Regions from separate parts of the Mus musculus genome. Here region 2 is linked to region 1. The links are chromatin loops, found by intact Hi-C in ENCODE. Cell type or tissue: heart. All regions are shown on one strand. Each heading gives the region's core, and the rest is flanking DNA. Links, peaks and the distances in the headings are about the cores only. Region 1 overlaps Rapgef5 (Rap guanine nucleotide exchange factor (GEF) 5). Region 2 holds the start of Rapgef5 (Rap guanine nucleotide exchange factor (GEF) 5).

Region 1 (2,910 bases), core at 203-2,702:
GGTAGAATATAAAACACTGAAACAAAAGAAAGGCAGTAACCTAGGACTGCAGTGTAGCTCAATGGGAGGGGGCTTGTCTAGCATGTAAAAGACACTGGATTCAATCCCTAGCAACTCGGGGGATAGGGGGGAGGGAAGGTGAGAGGACAGACAGACACACACACACACACACACATACACACACACACACACACCAATGATACCTTGATTTGCCTATGAAGAATGTACTTGAATGCCAGGTGCTTGTGCACTAAAACCTTTGATGACTCTCTGAACTATTAAATGGCATTTTCACTGTAACTTGGCAAGTACACCTGACCTTTATTTCAGTTTTAAGTAGATCCCATTTCCGTCCAAGTCACTAATAAAGTTCCTGGCCATCAATGTTACTCATAATCTTGGCACACGAAGGAAATTTGCCCAGACCTGAGAAAACTCACCACACCCTGGAAAAATTCTTACTAGGTTTTTACAAAATGCATTCCCCATCTATTCCCCATCTTGCTGTGCTGTGTCCCGCCCTCTGTCATTTGCCATTTATGTGTCTTAACTCTGACTTACACCTTACATTCCACGCATGGCTAACTCGGGATCTCTATGGATGGATGCAGAGAGAATGCCTGGTTAATACAAGACCTAGGCTTTGAGATTGTCCTGGTACAGAACAGAGGAACCAGAAGCCATGCCTTCTCTTTCTGAATGCAGAACCACAAGATGCATGTCTCAGCCCTTGAGACCCCATGGAAGGACAAAGGCTTGGGTATAGGCAAACATCTGCTGTGTATGCTTTAGCTGAAGGCAGGAGCCACAGACATGGGAATTGGGACCCTTTGGTTACTGAGCTGTCTTCAGGCAGAGCCCTGCATGTGGCAGTCATTTATTTAGCTACCACACATAAAGTTCACATCGTTGAAGCCCTGGATAATTTTAATGTTGACTTAGCCTTCTTTCTTCATGCACAGAGGCACGTTTTTTTTGTTTTTTTTTTTGTTTTGTTTTGTTTTGTTTTGTTTTTTGAGACCTGGTAATATTCCTTTATTATCACCTCCATTCATTGATAGAAACAGTGAGTGAACAACTGTGACCAAGAATGAAGCTACAGAGGTAGAAACAAGCAGCATGTGATGTGAGCCAGAAGACGCCAACGCTCAGTGAGGGGAGGATGAGAAAACAAGCAGGGAGAAAAGAGAAGGGCAGTGAATCCAGTGGAGAAAGTTGGACAGACTCCCAGAGGGGAAAGGCTGTGATAAGACGTTTGTTTCCAAAACTGTCCTTGCTCATGTGTCTGTAAGGCATTAGCACCGTGCCTTTCACTTCCTTGGTATCACTCTATTACAGCATTAATCGTAAATAACACAGGTCTTAAGGTAAAGGAGGTCACATGTTGCTATCTATCACCATTCCTGACTCCCCAACGGTCTAGCTATAAAACACCCCTAAATACCCTTCTATGCATTTTAATATAGACCTGGACCTCAATTAGTCGATGCCTCAATCTGTTCTGAAAACAAATTCCATCTGGAGGAGATGTTTCTATATGGATGTTTCTTGGTCCAGAATTAGGTATCCGGCAGCGTGCCAGAACTTAAGGCACATATCTTCATGATTGAAACTACCAACTGGAAAGACAACATATGGATTCTGTAGAGAACCTAGAGATGATTGACAGCTCCTCGCCCTTCCTGGCTGCTTCCAGTATGCTCATGGGGAAATTTCTTTATAACTTCATGACATACTAAGCTACCTGTCCACTGGGAGCAAATAGGTTTTCCAATTATCCCAGGTCTAAAAGAGTCTCTCCCTATACTGTAAGGGTTCGTTCCTAGCACAGTGAGTACTTACAGACACAACTTGTGTCAATTCTTTTTGTGTTTTGGCCCAGCTACTTCCCATCAAAGCTTGTACTAGGTTTTACTTAGTGATCAGCAAGCAGTACGTGAAAGCACTTGACCCAGAACGTTCTCACTCTCACCTTCACCCTTTCTGGGGATTCTCTAAGATCTTTGGCAAGTTGCTCTGTGGTTGGGGAAGAGAGAGAAATACCTTGTTGGACTTTACATGATTTTTAGAAAAGTTGTAACTTTTCTAATGTAATGTAAGTTTGTAACTTACACTAATCTGTTCCTCTTTCTTCTTAATCCATTTGCCTTCTTGGCCCATTTTCCATTCATTGACTTGAATAAATACTTTATGCATCAAGGTTACAAAACGTTATTGGTACATACAGTTTTCCCCCAGCTTGTCTCCTACTTAATTTATTTATTTTTATGAGCAGAAACTATTTCTCCTACTCCTCTTCACCTTAAAATATGCCTTTAAGATAGGAAAGCCTTCCCACTCCCAAGGCCAGGTAGACACTCAACATTATTGTCTTTTAAATTTCTTCTGGAACTGCCTTTTGCATTTAGGTCTTTAACATTTCTCTGACTTATTTTTTATAATGTAAAAGTCATATTTCTTAATTACCTATCACATGTATAAGTTTACTTTAGTTAATTTTTTGTTAGTAACAAAAATTAACTAAAATTATAGTAATAAAAACATTTATTACTTTGGAGAAATTGAATTTCCGTTAACAAATTTTCCAAGTTAAATGTTTTTACTATAAATTGGATGGTAGCTTTCCTTTGTAAGCCTCATTTCCATATATACTAAATTAAGATATAGATATCTGTGATTTCTTCCAGCTCTAAAACCATCCCTCCCCATACATGCACATACAAATTTAGAGCATCCACACTTTGAAGTATTGAATTCTTTAGGAGGGGGGTGATGCCATTTAATAATGGCAATCAATTCATTGTTTGGGAAGCTTCCAGTAGCTTTTATTTTTTTCCCCCCTCTGGTCTAATTGAGTATGCCTCTGATTGCCAAGAATCATTCTGTTCTTTAATGTTTTAAAAATAGCTA
Region 2 (2,910 bases), core at 240-2,739, 140 kb before region 1:
TCCACTCTCCCTACTCGGCCACATTTCCCGTGTGCACTTGGCCAAACATCTGCTGTGTGAGATAGTAACCTTGTCAAGGATCCTTACTTGTCATTTTAAAGGTTTTTCAGATCTTTGGCGGTCATAGGTAAAGAGTGGGTCTCAGCGTCCTAGTGCTGAGGGGTTAAAGGCCTTGTTGAAGATTCACAACCCCTTGGAGTTGAAGGCCTTCCTGGAATGGTTTCCACTGAGCACTCCACAATTCCTACCTCCTGGAATTGTATAAGCAGTGATTCATGCTGCGCTAAGCCTTTACAGTTTACCAAGCACATTCACCAGACACAGAAGGCTTCCAGGGAGGTCAGGTTCCAACATGTCAACAGAGATTCATCTTCGGGCCACCAGACTTGCACCTATTTTACTAAGCACCCATCAAACCCAACTAGTTTTCTCCGCTCCCCCTTTTATGAGGAGCGCGCCTACCGACCACTGAGTGGGCAATGTTGTCCCAAGAAACCAATTCTGAACATTTTCTAGGATACCGACTGTGCTGTGGGGCTAGGCTAAGCGCCGGAGGGAGGAAGACCTCTGAGCCTTCTGGGTCGCAGTCCAGGCCACTCCTGGCTGGAGCAAAGGGACTTTTTAGACTCGGGGGAATGGGTCCGGGAGGAGGTTTTTGGGAATGGCGCACCTATGCAGGCTCAGAGCACTCGCCGCTCCAGGGCCCCTTCCGCGGGCGGTGGGAGTGTCTCAGCCGTCCGGAGGTGAGCGGCGGGGCGGGGCGGGGAGCACCTGGGCGGGGCCGGGGCGGTGCGCGGGGCCGAGGCTCCCAGCCGGGCGCGCGCCAATGGGCAGCGGCTGGCAGCGCGTCCCGCGCCTGAGCCGCAGTCGCGCCCTCTCGCTGCCTGGCGAAGGCGCGGAGGCGAGCGCGGAGGAGAGCAGCCGCGGGCGCCGCCGCAACCGTCAGGGCATCAGGATGGCGGTGGGCTCTGTCAAGATGCAGCCGCCTTGCGAGAGTCCGGCCCTGGCCTCGGCGGCCCCGGCCGATGGCCCTCTGCGCCGCAGCCCGAGCGCCCGGGAGCCGGAGCGCGAGCCGCCCGCCGCGTCTCTGCGGCCGCGCCTCAGGGACCTGCCTGCGCTGCTGCGGAGCGGGCTCACGCTGCGGAGGAAGCGGAGCGCCGCCGGCGCCCGGGTGAGTGGCCCGGGCGCGCACGTGGAGCCCTCGACTGCCCCGCGGGCCCGCCACGCCGTGGCTGGAAGTTGGGGAGGTGGCGGGACTCCGCTGGAGCGGGGCCTGGGACGTCGGGGTTAGGGGGCGCCCCTCGGGCTGCGACGGCCACCCTTCCCCCTAGATGCACCTGAGCGCACCCGGGCGCCGGGGCATCGCAGGAAGAAGGGCTGTTTGCTGCTTTCTGTGGGGAAGCTGCAGGTGTCCGGTGACTGAGTCAACCAGCCCCGTCTCACAGAAAGTCTTAGGCCTCCCGCAGGTCCTGTTTGCAGGTGGCCTGCGACGTGCGTGCTTGTTTTGGAAGACTCAGCAGTGTCTGGGCGTCGGGACTGCCCTGGCAGCCGCCACTGCTGAGGGGGAGACTTAGGAGTTGGAAGAGCTTGGGTGAGCTGCTAGCGCTGGGAGCACTCAGTACTCCGGGACGCCCCCTAGAGCGGGAGAGGGTCGGACCCCCGGGAATCTCAAATATCGACTTTCTGATGGTGTGTTCAGATATGACTTCCTGGTGAAGGAGCATTCCTTGTGTTGTAAGTGCATCTCACGACCTGAGCAGGCCAGACATGTTTTTTATGTTAAAAGGAGGGCCTGCTTGTCATCCTGGTGATCCTCAAGCCACTCAAGAAAGCCCCAGTAAGCTCTCACTGACTTCCTTCCTACTCAGCAGAGCTTGGGAATACCTTGGTACATCCTACTCATACTTTTTTTAAAAATTATTTTTTGATTATTATGTAGTATTTACTGAAAAATCGTAACAATGGTGTGATTTTTTTTTTTTTTGACTAGAAGTCTTAGTTATATGTCATGAAAGGAGACAGTAGTTGGAGACTCACAGCTCCTGTGATGTTATTGGCTTGCGGAAACCTAAGGGCTGAGGAAGCATTTGTTCTGTCGTGGCTTCCTATAGATGGGCAAGGATCTGAATTGCTACAGTTCTTGTTCTCCAGGCTGTGTTTTCCCTTTCCTAGGTATTTTCTTCTTCGGTGCTACCTTAAAGGATTGTTCTTAGGATTCTCTCATGCAATTAGATAATTTTTAAGTCAGCCACCAGGAAAGTTTTAGAATTGCCCACACAGTAATCATGGTTTTTTAATTCACGTTACATTCCGCTCACTGCCCCCCCACTTCCGGTCACCTCCTCCTACAACACTTCGCCCCTCTCCTTCTCTGAGTGGGTGGGCTCCCCTGGTTTTTTTCCCTACCCTGGCACATCAAGACTGCAGAGCTAGGCACGTCCTCTCCCACTGAGGCCAGACAAGGCAGTCCAGCTAGAAGAATATAGCCCACAGACTGGAAACACTTTTTGGGATAACCCCCTCTCCAGTTGTTTGGGACCCATGTGAAGACCAAGTTGCACATCTGTTCCATATGTGTAGGGAGGCCTAGGTCCAGCCTGTGTGTGTTCTCTGGCTGATGGTTCAGTCTCTTGAGAGCCTCAAGGATCCAGGCTAGTTGACTCTCTTGGTCTTCCTGTGGAGTTCCTAACCCCTTCGGGACCTCAGTCCTTTCCCCTACTCTTCCATAAGAATCCCTAACTCCATCCACTCCACACAGTAATCTTGATGTGTGGTGTATAGGATTGCTTACAAAGAAAGGCAGGAAGTGTGTCCTCAAGATAGGGTGGCTAAATAAACACAAGACCCAGAATTATAGACTTTGCAAGAATCTAGGAGAAAGTAGGTCAAATTGTGTTCCTATTATCCTTG

The links. A loop is a pair of places that touch in the nucleus more often than their neighbours do. Peaks named below come from ENCODE experiments on the same cell type or tissue, not always from the same donor. Only the 100,000 strongest peaks of a DNase experiment are listed, where the experiment ranks them.
Region 2: a loop joins it to region 1, with 1.8 times the contacts of the local background. A loop is called at or near these places in 4 of 42 quality-filtered maps.

What each region holds. Positions count from the first base shown.
Region 1 is chr12:117,668,623-117,671,532 of GRCm38, forward strand. All of the region lies in intron 9 of Rapgef5 (Rap guanine nucleotide exchange factor (GEF) 5), which reads left to right. Among named protein-coding and RNA genes, the nearest start is that of Rapgef5, 140 kb to the left of the region's middle. In heart, for the core only: no CTCF peak of the experiment used is centred there; a DNase peak (open chromatin) is centred at 1,219.
Region 2 is chr12:117,533,063-117,535,972 of GRCm38, forward strand. It overlaps Rapgef5 (Rap guanine nucleotide exchange factor (GEF) 5), which reads left to right and starts at 866. Exons shown (of 26, transcript NM_001373989.1): 1 at 866-1,171. The coding sequence starts at 956. In heart, for the core only: CTCF peaks have their summits at 911 and 1,652; DNase peaks (open chromatin) are centred at 909, 1,279 and 1,479; H3K4me3 peaks cover 1,670 bases; H3K27ac peaks cover 1,417 bases; H3K27me3 peaks cover 552 bases.